Linked DNA regions of Homo sapiens: region 1 is linked to region 2. A link is a loop called in an ENCODE intact Hi-C map of the cell type or tissue named here. Cell type or tissue: K562. All regions are shown on one strand. Links, peaks and the distances in the headings refer to the core of each region. The heading gives the core; the rest is flanking DNA. Region 1 overlaps CSPG4 (chondroitin sulfate proteoglycan 4). Region 2 holds the start of LOC101929408 (a long non-coding RNA gene).

Region 1 (11,061 bases), core at 5,054-7,553, 63 kb before region 2:
AACCACCTCATAATGGAAGGTTGGGGGGCTTGGGCCTGCCTCCTCCAGGGTGGCCTCCAGGTGGGCTGTGGTGAGGGTCTCCTGCTGGGTGTTCTGAGTGTGCAGTGGCTCCAGCCGCAGCATCCACACAGTGGCTCTCTGGATGGTCACTGGGAAGGACAGATTGCTCAGGATCTCCTGGCCCACCTGCACCTCCAGGGCCAGGTTCTCCACGGTGTCGTAAGCGTGGTGCTGTGGGTCAGTGCTCAGGTACCTCACGCGGCCCTGCTCCACATCCCGCTGGTGGAACGCCTGTGTGGCCCACCACTCAGCACCCTCCACCCCACCTGCCCCCTGCTTCTGCAGCTCCCCAAACTGCAGGGCCCCAGTGACGCGGAACAGCACGCTCACATCCTGCCCCACGGCATTGGTCTCCACCGACAGGTTGGCGGGCAAGATGGGCATGGCAGAGCCTTGGGCCAGTCGCAACCCTGTGCTGCGGTGGATCTGTATGGCCGGCCGGATGGCCACCACCTTCAGCGTGGCCGGGGGGCTGGCCTGCAGTCCATCGCTGACCCGGAACGTCAAGTCCTGTGCAGGACCACCGCGGTGGACATAGACTAGGCTGCCGGCCTCCAACTCCCGGCAGGAGAACTCGGTCGCCGGCTCCCCAGGCTGGTCTCGGCGCTCCACGGGGAGGCCAGAGGAGGTGCCAAGGACCTGGAAGGTGAGGCCCTCACAGGCAGAGTCCGGGTCATAGGCCTGGAAAACCTCAGGCCCCAGCGGCTTCTGCGTGTGTTCCAGGATCACCATGAGGCTGCCATGTGGGAAGATGATGTGGGGTGGGTCATTGACAGGGTTGACCTGGATGGGCAGGAGGTATGTTTGGCCCCTCCGAAGGCATGAGGGCATGGGCACCCGAGCCGTCACCGACACCTCCAGCACCAGCTGGTCGGAGGTGTCCTCAGAGCCATCGTGGATGAAGCGGGCCTTGCGGTTCACCACGTCCAGGAGGGTGAACATTTTTCGTGCCTGGGCTCCCGGGATGTCCAGCTCGAGCTCGCCATGGCGTGCCCCTCGGGTCACGCTGAACAGCACCTGGGATTTGCGCAGCTCAGCCTCCATCAGGTCCAGCGTGGGCTGCACATGCCTCCACTCAAGCCAGGCTGTGCCCCCCTCGGCCACCACCAGTGGGCTGATAGTCAGCAGCTGGGTGAAATTGGCAAAGACAGGAGGCAGCCCTGGCTCAGGCACGCATGGCTCAGGCAGCTCCATGGCTGGCCAAGCCTCAGGGGCCAGGGTGGAGAAAGCTTCATAATGTCCATAGGCATCGTCCTCATACTCCTCCTCCTCCAGCCTGCAGCCGGCTGCCATGTTGCGCGTCAGCAAAGCTTCCCGCAGCCCCCGCCTCTGGCCATTGACACTGAGGTCTTCCATGCAGCCCAGCAGGGAGGCATTGGTGGCCTCTGGTGTCAGGCCCAGGCGGTGTTCCTGGAGGTGACGAGAGGCCTCTGCATCCAGCCCCCCGAGAAGGAGACTGCCCCGTGGCTCCAGGTAGCTGAGGACTCCTCGGTTCGAAGTATGCGTAGGGTACTGGTCCACGGAGATTTCCAGCCGGTGAGCATTGATGTGGACACTGACCTCATGGGGCTGCCCATCGGCCACAGGCACACTGTTGTGGAGCAATACGGTACCCTGGCCCTTCTCCACCACGGCCCGCAGGTGGCCCTCAAATATGTCCACATAGATGAAGTCCCCACGCCGGCCCCCTGCCTGGAAGGCCAAGGGTGCCTGCCGGCTCTGTGTGGTGAGTGTAAACTCTAGGGTTCCTTCGTCCTGAGTGCCCCAGGCAGGGAAGGCAGCCAGAGAGTGGGGCCCAGAGAAGCCCAGGGCCACATCATCACTGGCAGAAAACTCTTCAGCACAGCCCTCATGCACATCGGGGGTCAGAGGCCGGAGGAGGCTGCGGCCATTGAGGGTGGCTGCATGGAGGCAACCCCTCAGGGGTCGGCTGGTTCCCCTCAGGTAGGGCAGGCCAAGGGTCCCAGTGCCCCCAACAAAGAGCCCATAGGGGACCTCTAGGGGGGCTCCTGGGACTGCTGAGGAGGCGTTCAGAAACCCATCGACTGACAACGTGGCCCAGCCCTCTACGACAGTCAGCACCACAGTGTGGGGGATGGAGTCACTCAGCAGCGTCTCTGCTGGAGTCTGCAGCCTCAGCTCCTCCTGGCCCAGAACAAGTCTGACCTGAAGAGAGATGGGGAGTGGGAGATAGTGGACAGCACTTTGGATCCATCATTTCCCTTATAAAAGCATAGAGCCGGGCGTGATTGCAGTGGTGGCTCATGCCTGTAATCCTAGCACTTTGGGAGGCCAAGGCAGGCGGATCACCTGAGGTTAGGAGTTTGAGACCAGCCTGGCCAACATGGAGAAACCCTGTCTCTACTAAAAACACAAAATTAGCTGGGCATGGTGGCGCATGCCTGTAATCCCAGCTACTTTGGAGGCTGTGGCAGGAGAATTGCTTGAACTCGGGAGGTGGAGGTTGCAGTGAGCTGAGATCATGCCATTGCACTCCAGCCTGGGCAGCAAGAGCGAAACTCTGTCTCAAAAAACAAACAAAAAAAAAGCATAGTGAGTTCCCCACACTTGGGGCCCCAGAGTGGAAAACCTAGGACAAGAGCCTCTGGTGCCACTCCTCTTGCCGTCCTGCCATCTCTTTATTCATCCTCCAAACACTCACCAAAGGAAACTCTGGGCCAGGGCTGGATGGGCTCTGGGGACCCTGATATGAATCAGATGTGGTCCTCGCCCACAAGGAACTGACATACAGCAAGATGCTCTCCTAGAAATCCAACCTGTGTTTTTAAATTCTTCCCCTCTTTCCTTGAGTGAGAGGTGCCAGAAATATTGTCTTGGAATCTGGATTTCAACTTTGGAATAATGGGTAACTGGGAATCCCTTGATCAGTCCCCTTCAACAGAGCAAAGTTTCTTGGGGTCATTGAAGGCAGCCAGGCTCACTGTTCAGGAATAGGCTAATTTTTAAATTAAAATTTAAATACTCTGTGTTCTGAAAAAAAGCTCCCTGACCTGGGGTGGAAGGAGATCTTGGGGAGAGATGAAGGACATAGTTCTGTCTCCATGACATTGACAGCAGAAATGGCTCTGGTACGGTGCTCCCAGATGGTAGAATGGGAGGTGGCAGAGTATGGTAACTGCAGAACCAGGGCACTAAGAACTATAATTTTGGAGTCCTGGTATGGAGCATCTCTGTAGGGGTGTGGCATCATTGTACCTACAGAACTGGACAGCCATCAGCACCAGCCTGCACCACGCTGGTGTTTAACAGTGAAAGCAGCAGACTGACCAAGCCCTAGTCCTCTCCCCATGGGGTGTGGAAGGAGATGGCTGCCCCAAATTTGTTTTTTTTTGAGACGGAGTTTGGTTCTTGTTGCCCAGGCTGAAGTGCAATGGTGCGGTCTCGGCTCACTGCAACCTCCTTCTCCTGGGTTCAAGTGATTCTCTTGCCTCAGCCTCCTGAGTAGCTGGGATTACAGGCATGTGTCACCATGCCCGGCTAATTTTTTTGTATTTTTATTAGAGACACGGTTTCACCATGTTGGCCAGGCTGGTCTCGAACTCCTGACCTCAGGTGATCCACCCGCCTCAGCCTCCCAAAGTGCTGGGATTACAGGCATGAGCCACCGCGTCCGGTTATTTTTTTCTTTTAAAAATAGAGATGGGGACTCATTGTGTGGCTTAGGCCAGACTTGAACTCCTAGGCTCGAGTGATCTTCTCACCTTGGCCTCCCAAAGTGGTGGGATTATAGGCATGAGCCACTGCACCCAGCCTGGCACAAATTCGGAATAAGACCCTGGGTTCTTAAACTCTTCATGGTTTAGGGGAAGACTCAAAAAAGCCACAAGACTCCTTGCTAACAAAGCTTGTGGTGTCTTGAAGGATGAAATGGAAAAATGAGGAAGCTGAGGCAGTACTGGTGCTGTTACTGTCGTGGACAGACCATGGTGCTGCAGAGAAATTGGTGCAGTGCCACCGGGATGCACAGGGGTCATGGGGGCTCAGGAGGGGGCCTAGCCCAGGAGGAGGGGATGCCCACACTGAGACTTCAAGGAGAGGCTGGAGTTAGGCATGTGCAGGGAACGGGAGAGGCGCACACCTGGCAGAAGGAGTGTGCATCAAGAGCCTGGCAGCAAGCGACTGTAAGATGGCCAGGAACTGAAAGCAGTTCAGGGCTGTCAGAGCACAAAGGGCCAGCGAGGGGTTGTGGCGGGAAACATGGTTGGAGGGAGCCAGTGGGCAGAGCCAGTTCATGAAGGATTTACCATTTCTGGGCTGCTGCTGCCCATCCCACAGTGGAGAACTTAAGACCCCAAGATAAAAGTGACTTACACAAGGTCACACAGCCAGCTGGGGTTCACTCAAAGCTAGAGAAGGAATCCCACCCCGAATCCCGCCCAGATCTCAGGGGGACGTCACTCACCTGCAGGCGTCCAGAGTAGAGCTGCAGCAGGAGGTGGTCAGCTGGGCCTGCTGCCAGGAGAAGGAGGGCTTCGGGCTGGGACGTGGAGAACTGCAGCTGCAGGTCTATGTCGGTCAGAGCCGTGGCCACAGGCACCTCCAGGTGGTTCTCACCGAAGAAGGAAGCTGTGTGAGAGAGGGAGCTGTGGTCAAGGCTCAGACTCTTGCCTGGAGGAGGCGAGGTGCCGCAAAGAGGGACGGGTGGGTTGCAGAAAGGGGTCCGTGCTGGCGCACCCTCATGGTTCTGCTGTATGGTGCTGCCTCTGAGCACTGCCCGGGTCCCAGCATCTTCTTGGTCCTGGCACCAGAAGGCACAGGCTCACCTTGTGTCCAGCCCAGATCTTGTATTTACAGGAGGTCAGACCCAGAAATTCCCAGCAACTCAGGTCTCCTCCTTGGAGGTTCCTGGAGCCAGAGGCCTCCGCCAGCTCTGACTCGCCTCCCCTGGGCCCCAGAGGAGTCTCCCTCGTGGGTCTGGCTCCTGGACCCAGCCCAAAGGGAACCGCAACTGGCCTGACCATCTGGCTTGGTGGTCACAGCCCCAAGGAATGGAGTTTCTGGAGAATCACCCCCAGTCCAGACTGATCCCTGCTCAGATTCCTTCTCCTAAGTGCCCTTGTGCTTGGGCTCCTGTGCAGCGCCTGCTGTGCCATGCCCCGCCTCCATGGGTTGGCTGAGGCCACGACTGGGATCTGGGGGTGGTGTCAGCATGGCCCACCTATCCCCGCTTCTCTCTCAGGCCATTCTTCCAGCTGCCATTGAGCGTCGGGGCAGGAGCTTATTGGCCTGAGTCTGCCAAGGAGCAAAGGCTCTGAGGCCAGATGGGGACCATGTGCAGTGTCAAACCAAAGTGGGCCCACACTTCCTCCATTACCCTTGCTATTGCTTCCTGCTGGAGAGCTATTCACAGTCCCCGATGAGCAGTCAGATCCGGCCCCATTGTTTCCACCGTGGCCAAGGAACCAGGGATGAGAACAGCTGAGTTCCTAACTTCCCCAGGCCACCACGCAGGCTGAGGCTGAAGACAGGGCTTGGGAGGGGCTGAGGGTCTGCTGGGCAGGCCAAAGAGGGCCTCCCCAGGCAGAAGGCCATGTCTGGGCTTGCCTGGGGTTAGTGGTTCCTATGCAGGGCCCGTTCTGTCCCATACTGGGACTCCTCCTCTTTTGAATTGCTGCTTCCTCCAGTCAGTTTCCCCAGATTAGCCTCCCTGACTTCCAACCCGCTGCCACAATTTCTGGTCCATGCCTTTTGTGGTGATAAGAGCCAAATATAACTTTGACTTTGCCTGCAGATGTCCAGGGCTGGGGGGTAGAGAAACACGGGTTAAAAACGGTGATTCATTCCTGTTGGGCTTCCCTCAAACCCGAGAGCGAGCACAGGCTGACGGCCTTGATAGGGATAATCCGGCACCAGCCCCATGTGCTGGTCCCTGGCCAGCCTGAGCCAGCTGCCATCCGCCTGAGTAAGCAGCTTCAGCCGTTGGAGGAGTCGGAGACTTGTACACCCTAAGGGCAGCCAGCCCCACTGGGAGGGATGTCCAAGAAAGATCCCGTAAGAACCCCTTGGGCTGAGTTAAATCCCCTCTAGTTATCTCCTCCTGCCAGCACTGCTGGCAATACCAGCACCTTGTCTGGGAAGCTACGGGAATCAAGGGAGCCCTGCAGACCATCTGCGCGGGGGCGGCCCAGCTGGTTCAGCAGAGCTTGGCGCCAGCAAGGGACAGACCAGGGAACTGCAGGTGGCGGCCACCTACCGGGGTGCCTTATCTGCAAAGACATTGATTCCTAAGAGCAAAACACAGCACACTAAAGTGAGGGAGGCCATAGCACAAGGGGTGGGGGCACATGGCCCTGCAGGATAGAGCCACCACCGTCACCTGCTGGAGCGGCTGACAGCAGCTGCCAGGAGTCTACTGTTGAATTTTCAGGAATTTTGAGAGCCAGGTGATACTGCCCACAGTGAGAACATTTATACCAGGAAAAGAGGCAAATACTGCAAATCAGGGTTCCCCCTCCCCAAGAAAGCCCATTGCTAAACATTTACCTATCCAGCACCCACAGAGAAGGGGGCACATGTCCCTGCCCCTACCCACCCTTGCACTAAAGGTATATGTAGACCCGCCAAGTCATGGTCAACATCAGGGCTCTGGGCCAGGCAGGAACTGAACTAGATGGTTGGCCCTAACCACTGAACCACCTGCCTGCAGCCCCCTCCCAGCAGAGGAGAGTAGAGCCTGTTTGGCCAGAGTGGGAGGGTGGCAGGAAGTAGAGGTACTTTCCAGAGCGCTGGGGTCTGAATGGGTCCATTGAGGGGCTGGGCCCTGCTGCTTCCTGTGGGGCTGAGCGGGAGGGGCTCACACAGGCTGTCTTGTGCTGCTGGAGCGCGTGGCCAGGCAGCCCCCCACCCCAACAGAGGCCTCTGAGGCCTTGCTGGCCAGGGCTCTGGAAACTCTGACAGCGCCACTCCCTCCACCTCCTGGTCTCCTTTTTTCTGCCCCTCTTACACTCTCTGAGGGGCTTCAGTTGCAAGAACTCAGAATCCCTGTCTTGGAGGTGGTGGGGGGGCAGTTGAAGAGGGGCTTCAAATGGAGAGGGTGTGCAGAATTAAGATGTAATAAGCTAGGAGTCAATCCAGAGGACTTCCTGGAGGAGGTCACGGTGGTGTACAGACACAGAGAGGGAGGAATAGGCAGTCTCAGAGGACAGCAGCAAGGCCGAGTGAGACTGGCAGGAAGTACACAGGTCCCCTTTGGGTGGGGCTAGGAGGGTTTCTGCTCCATCACCCGCTAAAGCCTCTGGCTAACTTGAAGGAAGAGAAGTAGAGGGAAAAGTAGAATGGGTCAAGCTAGGCTCGGCTGCGTGACTGGGGCGGGGGGATGGAGGAGGTTGTGGGGAGACATTGGCACAGGCTGGATCAGACCTGCCGTTGATTCTCCTGGGTCAAGAGGACCCATGATTCATCAAAACAGCAGACCAAACCTGTAGCAGCCCCATGGGCTGCCCTCTGAGCCAGGAGAAGGGGCCCACTTCAGGCCTCAGTGTCACCATTCTGTAAAATGGGCACAGTCCCTCCCACCCCTTCCCCCTCCTGACTGTGGGGATTAGTCCTGGGGGTCTCTCCCTGATCTAGGAGTTTGCTGTCCATATGGATGTGGGGAAGGTTAATGGCATGGGGTGCCTGGAGGTGCCAAGCCTTGGGCATGAGAGGAGCAGGATGCCCCACAGGTCTGGGGGCCCGTGGGAGGGGCAGGAAGAGTGCTGCGTGTATGGGTTTCTCTCTCTGGAAGGCGCGTCAGTGGGCGTCCAGGGCTGTATATTAATAGATGTGTATTTGTGTGTGCGCAAGCATGTGGGTGGCTGCTGGGGGTGTGCTTTGGGTTTGCGTAAGGCTGTGTGTTTGTGTGTGTGTGCGCGTGTGTGGGCCGGGAGCTGCCAGGACAGAGCAATGATTGTGCCCGGGCCTGTCCTGCCCTTCGGTGCCCGCCTGCCATTACTTGGCTGGGCCTGGCTCCATGAAAGGGGCTGTGTGTTCTTGGAGGGTTCCTGCCCCTCCTGCTCAGCGCCCATAGAGAGGTTTGCTAAAGGTGGGTACATCCTCAGGCTTCCCACCCTTCCTCCCCATAAACAGGGCACTGCTGTCTGGGCCTGAGGGTGGGGTGGCTCCATCCTTCTTCCTGAGATCTAGGCCTGGGGGCACAGAAAAAGCCTGTTTCCTTCCCTGCCAAGTCCCTTCTCAGGGGCTAGAGGAAACCTCGGTCAAGGTCCCCAGCAAGCCCCCTCTGTCAGGGCAAGGGCTGCGCTGGCATCTCCGGGCTCCCCGGAGGCACTACTAGGAGGAGTGTGGATGGGCCCCTGAGGCTTCCAGCCTGACACCCAGCCCTCTGTCTGACACCAGGCTCCGGGGACAAGGAGTCGCTGTGAGGGGAACATCTCTGCCCATCAGGCCCGCCTCCCCCGGCCAGGGCCCCACCTTCCCCAGCCAGGCCAGGGCCGGGTCTCAGGCACAGATGCCTCTTCCAGGCTGAGGGCTGCTGTGGGCTCTGTTCCTTCTGAGTCCTCAGAAGGCTGCCTGTGTCCCTGTATCTGCCCCATCTCTCCTTCGCCTCCGGCCATCCCTGCTGCCAGGCTCTGCCTCTGCTCCCCCTGGTCTCCCCCTAGCTCTTTGGCTCCCTCTTCCCTCTGCCCCATCCTGGCTGTCCCTGGGCACATCACCCTTTGCTCTAGGACAGTCTGGAGGGCCCCGGCCTGGGGCCCCACCCTCCATGGGTGCTGAGTCCCACAGCATCAGCATTCTCTGTAGCTCAAGCCTGCTGCAGGGCACTCAGCTTCCACCTTCCAGACAGACAAACTGAGGCTCCAGAGGAGAAGCGATTTGACGAAGAGAAGCAGAAAGAGATCCAGCAGGTCCCAGCACCACCCGTGTGAGCCCTACCCACCCAGGCACCCCCACTGTACCCCACTCTCTGGCAATGGATCCCTGTGTGCCCCACTCCCGCCATGTTCCTGGTTGCCTGGGGGCAGCCCCACAGCCAGGCTGCGTCATGGGAGCAGCAGCATTCCTGGGTGTCTGCTGCTGCCTGACTTTATAAGGGAGAAATTCTGGGAGCCCGGAGCTGCTGGCCCGTGGGGAGTGCCTGGGCCCGTAGTTGAGGGTGAGGGCAGGAGACCTGGACATCTGTATGTGGGGGAGGGACACCCAGTGCCACAGAGACAGAGCAGGAGGTGAGAGGTGGAATGCGTAATAGAGACCCATTCATTCATTCACTCAATCACAAATACAGCAATACAGTGATGGGAATGGAAGAAGACAGCTAACATGGGAGAAAGTTATTAAAACTGAGAAGGAGAAATCAAGATGCCCTCCTCCATAAAGACTGGATTCACATACAGACCAAGGCCTGAGGAAGGAGACGGAGGAGGAAAACTCGAGGGAGACAGAGAAGGCGGGATGTTGGCAGCAAGCCTGCTGCTGTGCACAGGAGTGAGGAGGGGATGCCCAGCCAGCCTGCTGGGGAGGGAGGGCCCTGCTCCAAGACGAAGCCAGACTTCTCCATCACCGCCCCTCGGGGTTTGGCACCACGGCGGGAGATCCTGGCTCCAGGTCTGGGCAGGCAGGGGTGAGGGAGTCTGAGGGGGCTGTGGGATGGGGTATTCTGGGAGGGCCAAGGCCGGGATGAAGGGCTCTCTGTCTCCCCTCATAGGTGTGTATGTGGTGGGGCGGGGGGTGGTCGTGGCCCACCTGGGGGCTGAATGCCGGCTCTGTGAGAGCATGGACGGGCCAGGTGTGCTTCCCCAGCAGCGGACCCTCCCTGAGGTCACCTGGCCCTCTAGACCTCAGGTCAGTTCCCCTCCCCTCCCCTTGCACCTCCAAGGGACTCCCCGATTTTACTTCCGCCACCAATCTACTTCCAACCAAGCAGGCAGGGCATGGGTGAGTGTGTGCAGGAATGTGGGTCAGTGTCACATGTACACACGTGTGTGGCGGCAAGGCAGGCGAGGAAGGGGTGCGCTGGGTCCCTGGTCTGGCCCCACTGTGGGCCCTGGATACCGAGACATAACTGGGGGTCCCCTCCCCAGCACATTGGTCTCCCTGGGCTCCTCAGGCAAGGGAGAAGCTGTCTGGTGTGCCTACTCAGGGGTGAGCCCCTCTCAAACCTCCTCCCAGCAGACTCCCCAAGGCTCAGCCACCCACACTGAGCTATCACCTTCACCCAACCCTGTTACTCTGAGGGTAACAAGGGGGTAGGTTACAGGGGAGACTTAAGGTCAGACTAAGGGGAGCGACCTGCCCAGTGATGACACTGGGGTCACCAGGGCCCAGGCCTAGAAGGCTCATCACTGGCCAGGGTGGGCTGCCTGGGAGACGCTCACACACCTGCAGACCCCTCAGGGCTCACTGCTCTTTAGCAACTCTTCCTGGCTGCTTCCAGACTGGGATTCCACCACCCAGGGCCATCCCCGCGGCCCAAGGACTGCCTGCTCCTCTCCTGTCCCGTGAGCTACCGAAATGCGGACAACAGTAGGTTAGTTCCAAATCCCATGGAGCTTACAACAGCAGCCATCATCTCAGGAGACACTGCTTTATCCCAGTGGGGTGCTGGAGTGCTAGGCACCTGCTCAGGTGACTGCCTCCACGTCTAAATGCTGCAGAGACCTCTGTCGGGGTCAGGGCAGCACCAAAAACTCTTGAGCCAAGAGACACACACTCAGGTCAGCTGACCTTCTGTTTAGTTGCCTTTCTGGTCCCTTGCAAGGCCAAGGGGGCCAGGGAGGAAAACAGTTTCCTCAGCTATTGGCTGGGCCCTGACCCTGGTCACTGGCCTCAGCTACCATCCTCTAACCAAGCGCTTTGAGTCACCCACGTAGAGGGGCATGTGCTGGGGAACATTTCCAGTTGAGGGAACCCGTCTGGAAGATGAGTGGAAGCAGGGGCAGGTGGGGTGGGAGAAGCTGAGCTTGGTCCACAGAGGCTGATAGGGGCTGCACCCTGGGCTCCCAGCCACATGTCCCAACCCTGGGGCCTTGTGGAGCACAGAGGAAG
Region 2 (10,717 bases), core at 8,218-10,717:
TTTGCTTTAGGAGGCCAAGGCAGGTGAATTGCTCAAGCCGAGGAGTTCACGACCAGCCTGAGCAACATGGTGAAGCTCCATCTCTACAAAAAATACAAAAACATCCAGGCAAGGTAGCGTGCACCTATGGTTTCAGCTACTTGGGAAGTGAGGCAGGAGGATTGCTTGAGCCTGGGAGGTCGAGGCTGCCATGAGCCATGATTGCAGGATTGCACCATTATACTACAGCCTGGGTGTCACGGCAAAACCCTGCCTGAAATAAATGAATAAAAGGAAACTTGTGGTTAGTGGTTCTCAGAGTGTGGTCCCTGAGCCAGCAGCATCAGCATCACCATCAGCTGAGAACTTGTTAGAAATGCAGATTCTCAGGCGCCGTCCCAGACCTCCTGAATCAGAACCTCTGAGGCGTGGGTTCAGCGACCTGTGGTTTAACACGCCCTCCCGGTGAGAATCGGTCTCATTCACTACAGATAGAAGGAAATGGTAAAAATCAATTCATCCGCATATCGCCTAAAATCCTCCTGTGGGCCCCAGGTTGCCACAGCACACTTTTGGGCAGGAGCCCCACTCACAGAGGCCGTGACAAGAATGCTCCTGCCCCTGGGGTTGTGCAGTGACAGCTCACACAGCTCCACGTGGCGGTTCTGAGTTTGGGAAGCGCTGATGTAGTCCTACTGCAGCCCTTCCTGCCCTTCACCGGACTGAGGAAATCCAGGCTCTGAGGAGGGCGAGACTTGCCCAAGGTCACCCAGCAACATGGTCAGTCTCCTTTCCCAGGGCCCTCACAATGCGTGGCCTGTTTAAAGCCTGCCTCTATTCACTGCTGAGTGAAAAATCCAGCTCCAAAGTAGAATATGGGGAAGGATACTATCTTGTGCAGCTTATGTTTATAGCTGCAGATACATGGGAAAACAAGTCAGAAAATACTGTTGAAGCAGTTATTTGGGGAGAGAAGGGGTTTGCTGGTTTTTTGTGTTTTTAACTTTTCTATATCTCATAATTTTTATCACAATAATGTTTAGTTACATAATCAAAATGTATTAAATATAATATTAAAAATCGACATGAAGCCTGATCTAGCCACGGTCTATTGTTGGCAGAGTCAGGAAGCCTTCCAGATAGAGCAGGCCCTGCACCTGCCCCAGGTCACACCCTTACCCCATGGTGGCCTCCACATCCATACCCATGAGCATCTCCTGTGGGTGCGGCCCTCCCCTGCATCCAGCCCTGGGCACCCCCAGCCCAGAGGGCACCTCATGGTCTGAGAGTCCACCTGTCTGTCTCTAAAGAGAGGAAAGCTCCTTGGGACATGTGTTCTGCTTGACGCATCACCCCTGGCCTGGTACAGAAAGGTGGACAGTGGGTATTTGGTGAATAAATGAATGAATGATTAGAACAAGTCCCCAAAATGGTGATTTCCTGAGGCCCTTCTCCAGCTTGCCTAGGTGGAACCAGTTCCACTTTTCACAGGAAAGCCAGGTGTCAGGAGTGGGGCAGGTATGTGTGAATGGCCAGGTTCTCGAAGGCTGGATGGATACAGGGCTTATGGCAGGTCTGGGGTTGGCAGTGCTGCTGTGGGAGCCTGTAGGAGGGCTCGTCTTTGGAATCCCCCAGGGTATCCTGGTGCCCTCAGCTGCTGCATGGTGTGAGAAGGCCTGGCTTGTGGGGATGCACAGGGTCTTGTTTGGATTGGCCACCTGGTCCAGCCCAGGGAGCTATGCTTCCTGCCCCTCAGGGAAAACTCACTTTTGATGTGTAACAACAGCTGCAGGCAAGGGGAGGTAGAGGTGTGCTGGGCCTCGGCCTTAGAAGCCAGAAGCCAGTTCATGCCCCTACGTGGGAAAAGGATGATATACGTGGGAAAGGGATGGGGCCTTGGCTAGCTCTAGGGTCCTGGGTTATGGTCAGAACCATATGGACTTATATGAGTCACTTATGGACTCAGTGACTTGGGCTGACCCAGCCCCTCCCTGAACCTCATCAGTGAAACCAGGACGGGGCCAGGGCTCTCGACGCCTCCCAGCTCCAACCTCTGGCTTTCTCCCAGGAGGGCAGGAGATCAGACAGAGGTAACCTGGGCTCCCCTGTTTACGTCAACCTCCTTGTGAAGCCTCCCTCTTTCTGCCTGTGAGGTGGGTGGGGCCAGAAGGAGAGGCATTCACCTGTGGGTCTCTGACTTCTCTGCCCAGGTGTGCCTGGAGAGCCTGGTCTATACCCGGTGCTTTGCTACACCCCACAGCCTGGCCAAAGCCTCCCTGCCTCCAGAGCAGCCCTGGCCCTGGGAAGAAGCTGGTCTCTGCATTGAATGACAGGTAGAAAATTAAAGTGGGGATGATAGCTCTGGAAAGGAGTCAAGGAGGAGGTGCCTTCCCAAGGACACAGAGGGTTTTTCCAGAATGGAACTTGACTGGTGTGGGCAAACATCAGGAGGTGGGAAGGGTGGCTCCCTCTGCGGGAGCTGGGGCAACTTGCCTGGGCCAAATGGTGGTAGGTTGTGGGTAGGGCAGGCAGAGCTGGGGTGCTCAGAGCCTGGGTTCTCTGTCCTTGCAGAGGACTGGAATTCAAAACAAGTGTCCCCTGCCCTGTGGCTGGGGGACATCCTCTACTTCCAAGCCCAGACATACACCAGCTGCCACAAGCCCCTGAGGCTCTTTAGAGGACCAATGGACAGCCACACCCACAATGGGCCAGCCTGCTGGGCCACCTGCACCCTGGTCAGAGCCCATGACTGAGGGGACTCTCTGGGGACAATGGGGGCAGTCCCATGCTGCCCTCTTACAGGTGGATCAGTCCCTGGGATCTGGTGTTGGGCTAGGGTGGGCTGAGGCTGTTCTCTGCCAGGGTGCCTGGTGGACAGCAGGTAGAGCAACTTGTCCTTGGCTTTCCTGGACCCCAGGACACAGCTGAACACTGCACTTTACCCTGGATGCCTTCGGATTCTCAGGGGACCCTGGGAAGGAAGAGGGGGATGCCCCAGCAGGAGGCCAGGGCCCTGGGCTATGCTTGCTCCCCCCAGTCCCTCCAGCAGGCACCTCCTCTCCACATCAACATCACCTGATTCCTGAAGGCCTGGGCTACTGACAAGAGCCCCAAAACCCTCACCAAGGCCTGTTCTTGTATCAGAGCAACTAGTATGAGTTCAGAGCTGAAGGGGCCGGAGAGAAAACTCAGGGCTCTCTAAGAGTTCTCAGCTCCCTACTGTGGTGGGCCCCGTAGAAGTCCCCCCAGAAATCTGCAGCTGCTGTAAGTCACTGGGAGGAAGCTACAGCAGACATGTGTTTCCCAGCCTGGTAGATGCAGAGGGGTGTCCGGGCCCCGAGTGGGAGGCCCAAACACAGCCTTGGATATGGCAGTGCAGGATTCTAGACAGCTCTGGGGCCCTGGGCAAGTCATTTAGCCTCTCAGAACCCCATTCCTGGTCATCATGGGGCTCTTGTGTGGATGTAAAGAACCCCCCTGGCCACTTATGTCCCATCAGTGGAAGCCTAGCATGGGTGGAGACCCCCGAGACTGAACTCAGTGGTGGGATCCAGCCTGCCCAGCTCTCCTATATAGAGCCCAGAGCCAGGAGGATGGGCTTCCTGGAGAAGCAGGCACTCCTGTGGGCTGGAGAGCATGAGCAGGGGTCCCCTTGGGGAGGTGGAAGAGGCTGCGGTCAGTGAAGGCCATAATGAGGCAGAGCTTGGGCAAAAAAGGCATGATGATCAGGGGATCTGAAACCCAACAGAGACTGGACTGAGGACACTGTGGCCACCTCCTCCAGGTGTCGCTCAGGAGGTGGAAGCTGAGCTAGGGCTGGGCCCTTGTCCTGAGTAACGCCTCACCAGTCTTGGAAGGTATACCCAAGGTGGCTTAATGTAAGGGTGCATCTGCGCACTCTTTTTGAGATGGGGTCTTCCTCTGTCATTCAGGCTGCAATTCAGTGGCACAATCATAGCTCACTGCAGCCTCAAACTCCTGGGCTCAAGTGATCCTCCCACCTCAGCCTCACAAAGTATTATAATTATAGGCCTGAGCTATGGAGCCTGGTTTAAAATCTTAATAAATATCTCCTCCTGGTCTGCTTCCCTGGCTGACACACATGCTGGCATCTTGCGCCTAGACAGACATGTCTCTGGACTTGGTTCCATTTGTTCTGTCGGGCTCCTCTCTCTCAATGACCGCACATTACAGTATGTGGCTATTCTTACACATTTCTGTATAGAACTGAGGGTTAGTATATTAACGTCAAAGTTCTACTGGTTTTTCGAGGCTGGGTGGAAAGTTTGGGTTAATTTAGGAGTGGGCATCTTGACAATATAGGCTTTTCTTCCAGGAACGGTGATTCTGGGACGCAGGTTTTGCACATTCTGGTTTATTGCTTGACTCGCTGCCACAGAGGGATGTCACTGCTCCACACGCCATGCCCAAGAGATGTCCCACCTTATCTTTCTAAATCAAGCTGAATGTTTTCAGCTGACAGGATATCACGAGTGCTGCGGGGACTCACTCCCCTCAACCCGAGATGAAGTGAGGCGGAGACTATGGAGCAGATCCGTGCTGAGTGCATTTGCCCTTCCTGACCTGCACTGCTGCTGGCTGGGGCTGTGTCTGAGCTGTCAGAGGGCATTGATTTGGGGATGGGGTGGGGGGCAGTGCTGGAGAGATGCCCCTCACCTTCCTCAGCTCCTCCTGTCCAGCCGACACTTGGCCACCAAGGCCCCTGACTTCCAGGCCCCAGTCACCACTAACAGGGTGCTGCATGGGAACAAAGTGTAGGCCCAGAACCTGGAGTTCAGGTCACTCCTCCTTCCAGTCGAAGCCTCTGCCCCTCCCAGGTGATTCCAGCCTCGTTCCTCCATGGGCCAAATATCCTAAACAAAGGCCTGGACAGGGGGTCTTTATCTGACTGCCCAGAAAACACACGCAGAAAGGCTCTGCATGCCCTCTGTGGCCTGCCAGGGGTAAGAGCCTGCCCGTCAAAATGCACAGTCCTGGTTCTTGCAGGGAGTTGAGGAGCAGAAGAAGAAACAAAGGTCCATCTCATTCTTTCAGCAGGAACCTAAACTTGGGAAAGCCAGACGCAGTACATTTCTTAATCCTGATACTTTTATAACTGGTTATAGCTGGGTCACATGCACAACTGTTTTCCAACATCTTTCAACAGGCCACATAACATCCTGTAACTTCTTTTTTTAAAATTTTTATTTCATAAGGCCAGGGGCAGTGGCTCATGTAATCTCAACACTTTCGGAGGCCGAGGCAGGAAGACTGCTTGAGGCCAGGAGTTCGAGACCAGCCTGGGCAACACAGCAAGACCCCGTATGCAACAGAGAAAAACCCTGTCTCAAAATTTTTTTAGAGTACAGTGGCTTGATCACAGCTCACCGTAGCCTCCAGCTCCCGGGCTCAAGCGATACTCCCATCTCAGCAGCTGGGACTATCAGAGCACACCCCCACATCTGGCTGATTTTTAAATTTTTGGTAGAGATGCGGTCTCACTATGTTGCCCAGGCTGGTCTTGAACTCCTGGCCTCAAGAGATATTCCCAATGCGACCTCACAATGCACTGGGGTTACAGGCATGAGCCACCATGCAGCCCCTGCAAAATCTAACTGTTCTTCAGGTGCTCCTTTTGGACCTCCTAGCTAGACTGCCATTGGCAAATGCCAGTTGATTATCCACCCACATTTATGTTAATGGATTTCCCATGTTTTATTTGTCTAGACCAGGCTTTCTCCACAGCAGCACTGTTGATGTTTAGGGCTGGACAGTTCTCTGTTCTGGAGCTGTTTGCGCCTCGCAGGATGTTTAGCAGCATCCCCAGCCTCCGCCTGCCACATGCCAGCAGCACTCCTCAGTGTGACAGCCAAAGTGATTTCAGATACTGTCAAATATCCCCAGGGCGGCAAAATCACCTCCAGTTGAGAACTGCTGACCTAAAACCCTCTGGAACAATGTTAGATCATGGTAACGATAGCGCATACTGCTCCTGACCTTAATGGGAATACCTCTAGCATCAAAGTATAGTAGTACCTGTATACTACTGTCTGGGCTGTTATTAGTACACTGTATTAGTCCATTCTCATGCTGCTATGAAGAAATACCCAAGACTGGGTAATTTATAAAGAAAAGAGGTTTAAATTGACTCACAGTTCTGCATGGCCGGGGAGGCCTCAGGAAACTTACAATTATGGCAGAAGACACCTCTTGCCAGGGCAGCAGGAGAGAGAAGGAGAGCCGAGCAAAGGGGAAAGCCTGCTATAAAACCATCAGATCTCGTGAGAACTCACTCACTATCACGAGAACAGCGCAGGAGAAACCACCCCCATGATTCAATTATCTCCACCTGGTCCCACCCTTGACATGTGGGGATTATTGCAATTCAAGGTGAGATTTGGATGGGGACACAGAGCTAAACCATATTATATCCTTTATATTAGCATACTGTATCAAAGTATACTTTTCTTTCTTTCTTTTTTTTTTAAATTTGAGACAGAGTCTCGGTCTGGCTCTGGCTGGAGTGCAGTGGCACGATCTCAGCTCATGGCAACTTCTGCCTCCCGGGTTCAAGCAATTCTTGTGCCTCAGCCTCCCAATTAGCTGGAACTACAGGTGTGTGCCACCACACCCAGCTAATTTTGATTTTTTTTGAGTATACATGGGGTTCGACATGTTGGCCAGGCTGGTGTCAAACTCCTGGCCTCAAGTGATACCACCACTTTGGCCTCCCAAAGTGCTGGGATTCCAGGCGTGAGCCACTGCACCCAGCCTGAAGTATAATTTTCACAATGCGAAAAGCTTGACTTTCATACAGATAATGAAGGAATATGTATAAGATATTTTAATTTACAAGGGAGTCAGCAACATGGTGAAGCTAGTTAGAGGAGCATTTTGAGAGACAGTGTCTATAGTGTTCCAGGAAGTGCATTCTGAAATGCATTCTGAGATAGAGACAAAACTTGTTAATATCCTGTAGGGAGGCCAGGCATGATAGCTCATGCCTGTAATCGCAGCACTTTGGGAGGCCGAGGTGGGTGGATCACCTGAGGTCAGGAGTTCAAGACCAGCCTGGCCAACATGGTGAAACCCTGTCTCTACTAAAAATACAAAAATTAGCCAGGCACAGTGGTGGGTGCTTATAGTCCCAGCTACTTGGGAGGCTGAGGCAGGAGAATCACTTGAACCTGGGAGGTAGAGGCTGCAGTGAGCTGACTCAAAAAAAAAATTGTATTGGGAAATAAAACTGTCATCCTTGGGAATTATCTTTTCCACTGCACAGAAATCTGTAAGTTAACATATATACATATTCTCCAGTATATTCATAACATATTCTCTAGTATATTTCCCTATATTTGTGGTTTTCAAAGCATAGTCTCAAATTGGAAGTATCAGCGTCACCTGGGAACATAGACATGCAATGCTCAGGCCCCACCTCAGTCCTATTGAGTTAGAAACTCTGGTGTGGGGCCCAGCAGCCCGTTTCACAAGCCCTGCAGGGGATTATGATGCACTCTAATGTATGAGAACCACGGCTCTAAATAGTCAAATCATCTTTAATTGTAAAACAAGTATCTGTGAAATAATGCTCCAGTATGACATTAAAATGCTCCAGCACGCCACCCACTTTATTTCTGAATTTAAATACTTTGTCTGTCTGATGTTAAATTTGCTGTTTTTTTCAAATACTCTTAAGACAGTTTTTCATCGGTTCTTAATTTTCTCTTTTTAAATAAAAAATGGTTTTCCAAATCTATCCATTTTTCTCTTCTTTAACCTATTGATAGGATGAAATAAAAGTTGAACCATTCTTACGTCTTTTTTTTTTTTTTTTGAGATGGAGTCTCACCCTGTTGCTCAAGCTGACTGAAATGCAGCGGTGCAATCTCAGCTCACTGCAGCCTCCACCTCCCGGGTTCAAGCGATTCTCGTGCCTCAGCCTCTCGAGTAGCTGGGATTACAGGCACCCACCACCATGCCCAGCTATTTTTTTTTTTTAAGTAGAGACGGGTTTTGCCATATTGGCCAGGCTGGTCTCCAACTCCTGACCTCAGGTGATCTGCCTGCCTTGGCCTCCCAAAGTGCTAGGATTACAGGCGTGAGCCACCGCACCCAGCCTTTTTTTTTTTTTTTTCTGTTTTCCTTTTTTTTTTTTTTTTTGAGATGGTCTCATTCTGTTGCTCAGGCTGGATGGAGTACAGAGGTACCATCATGGCTCACTGCAGCCTCCACATCCCATGCTCAAGAGATCCTCCCACCTCAGCCTCTTAGGTAGCTGGGACGACACTTGTGCACCAGCAGAAGCAGCTAATTTTTTGTAGAGACTGGGGTCTCCCTATGTTGCCCAAGCTGGTCTAGAACTCCTGGGCTCAAGTGATCCACTGGCCTTGGTCCCCCAAAGTGCTATGATTAAAGGTCTTATGTTCTTAAAATTTTTCTTTGACATGGTATAGGATAGTCTAGTAACTTAACATACTGTTGTTTTCAACAGGCTAGTGCTTATGATTTGTAAAAGAACTCTTCAGAAATGAGTTCAATTTTACCATGAATTGGGACATTTTCCATTTCTTTCTATTCCATAGAGCAGTTTACTTGTCATGAGCTCTGTCTTTTGAAAACCTGAAAGCCTGCAATAAAACCAGCTGCACCTGGTGCATGGGATAGGCATGGAATTGAGGAGAGAGCTCAAACTACGGTCAGCCCTCTGTATCCTCGGGTTCTGGATCCTTGGATTTGACCAACTGTGCATCAAAAATATTTGGAAAAAGTAAAATAAAAAAACAAATTTAAAAATACTTCATACAGCTATTTACAAAGCATTTACGTTGTATTAAGTATTATAGTAATCTAGAGGTGATTTAAAGTCTACGGAAGGATGTGCATAGGTTATATGCAAATACTATGCCATATTATATCAGAGCATCTGTGAATTTTGGTATCTCTGGGGTCCTGGAACCAATATCCTGAGGTTTCTAAGGGACAACTGTATTCAATTTCTTCTCTGGTTATTAGTCTATTCTCTAATGTATTTTTGTTGTTGTTTTGTCTTTTTGTTTTTGCCTCTTCAAGTCAATGTCGGAAACTTAGTTGTTTTAGACAACCCATTAGCTCAGAGCTACCAGTAAGCAGACTACCACTGCAATCTAAGCAACGGATTTTTTCCCCCATCAGACTGGCAAAAAATAAGCATCTATTGATGTTGAAATTGTAGGGAGTTTTCCTGAGCATGTTAATTATGACAGCCCTTTTTGCTAGGCACCTACACAATTCATCAAAATGAAATAAAACACCCATGCACTTGAAGAAGTTATCTGGTTATTTCCTTATCTGGGTGCTGGTTATGTGAGGTCTACAGTTAATGAACACTTATTAAGCTTTATATTTCTAATAGGTACAATTTTCTGCATGTGTAGTAGATTTCAATAGTTTTTAAAATGTCTTTTGCCGCAGCCCGCAGCTGTGTATAATGCTATTCGCTTAACAGTGGAAAACATGGCAATGACCTGAATCCCCCTGGCTCCCGGGATCCTACCCCCTTAAGTTAAACAAATGAAATAACTTCCACTGTCTTTCCTAATGTCTTAATTCGGTCCTCAGTTAAACTGGCGGTGGGCGCTGCTTTTTTTCCAGGGAAGGATTCTGGAAGACATAGGAGGAGACGCCAGCATTTCGCCCTCCAGCACCTCCTGCGGGCTGTGGTCCGCTTCCGGCCTCACTCGAGCAGACCCCGCCCTCCCAGAGGCCGTTTGTCCAAGTCACGTGATCGTCGAATCTGTTGACCTGGCGCCACCGGAAAAAGAAATTCCCGGGCCCTGGCTTCTTGGCCTGATGGTGAGGCACCAGAGGTGAAGCGAGGCATGGGCTGCTGGAGCGGGAATGAGGGGGCGACAGTGGCTCCGGAAACGGGGGGAGGGTGTCTTCACTGGCCTCTCCGCAAACACAGTGTGTGCGGGTGTGAGGGCTGCAGGTCTGGTAGAGAAGAGTCCACCGCCATCCCGCTCCTGAGACGGGGGCAGGAGTGGGGGGCAGGAGTGGGGGGGCGGGTAAGACAGAGCAGGCCGGCCGGCTTGTGGAGGGCGAGGCAGGCAGATCCCTTGAGCTCAGGAGTTTGAGACCAGACTGGGCAACATGGCAAAACCCCATCTCTACTAAAAATACAAAAAATTAGCTGGGCATGGTGGCACATGCCTGTAGTCCCAGGTAGTTAGGAGGCTAGGGTGGGAGCACTGCTTGAGCCCAGGAAGTAGAGGCTGCAGTGAGCCGAGATCATGATGTCACTGCACTCCAGCCTGGGCAACAGAGTGGGACCCTGTCTCAAAAAATAAAAATAAAGTGGAAGCATCAGTATGCATGATTGAAGTCATGCTTTCCATCTATTTTTTTCCACCTTCCCTTTTTTCTGTCTAAAACATTGTATCTTAAGCTTTTGCCTATGTTATCAAGTACTCATAAGCATTATTTGAATGGTTGTATCATAATCCATTATCTGGACTCATTGTCATTTATCCATCTGCAGTTGCTGGAGATACTGCCCTTTCTGCCACACTCAGTCACCCTTCTGACCTTGCACTGTGTCCAGTTATCTACTAATACCCATACTGGTCATTTAGGACTTAAGAATAGTTATCATAGTTTTTAACATTCCAAAAAGAATGTGTCTTCCTAAAAATAGAATGGCTTGGTGGTTATACTTTTAAAGCAAAATAGACAAAGCCATGTTGAAATTAATGTTTTATTT

The links. Hi-C counts contacts between places; a loop is a spot of excess contacts. Peaks named below come from ENCODE experiments on the same cell type or tissue, not always from the same donor. Only the 100,000 strongest peaks of a DNase experiment are listed, where the experiment ranks them.
Region 1: a loop joins it to region 2, with 8 times the contacts of the local background. A loop is called at or near these places in 2 of 110 quality-filtered maps.

What each region holds. Positions count from the first base shown.
Region 1 is chr15:75,688,587-75,699,647 of GRCh38, forward strand. It overlaps CSPG4 (chondroitin sulfate proteoglycan 4), which reads right to left. Exons shown (of 10, transcript NM_001897.5): 2 at 4,484-4,647; 3 at 1-2,226. Among named protein-coding and RNA genes, the nearest start is that of CSPG4, 19 kb to the right of the region's middle. RefSeq lists enhancers at 4,275-5,025, 5,775-6,524, 6,008-6,157, 6,758-6,847, 8,774-9,523 and 1 more and a silencer at 5,742-6,036. In K562, for the core only: a CTCF peak has its summit at 6,231 (motif pointing right); DNase peaks (open chromatin) are centred at 6,035 and 6,185.
Region 2 is chr15:75,748,804-75,759,520 of GRCh38, forward strand. LOC101929408 (a long non-coding RNA gene) reads left to right here and starts at 9,739. Exons shown (of 4, transcript XR_932487.3): 1 at 9,739-9,824. RefSeq lists an enhancer at 2,571-3,132. In K562, for the core only: a CTCF peak has its summit at 9,667; a DNase peak (open chromatin) is centred at 9,698; H3K4me3 peaks cover 1,131 bases.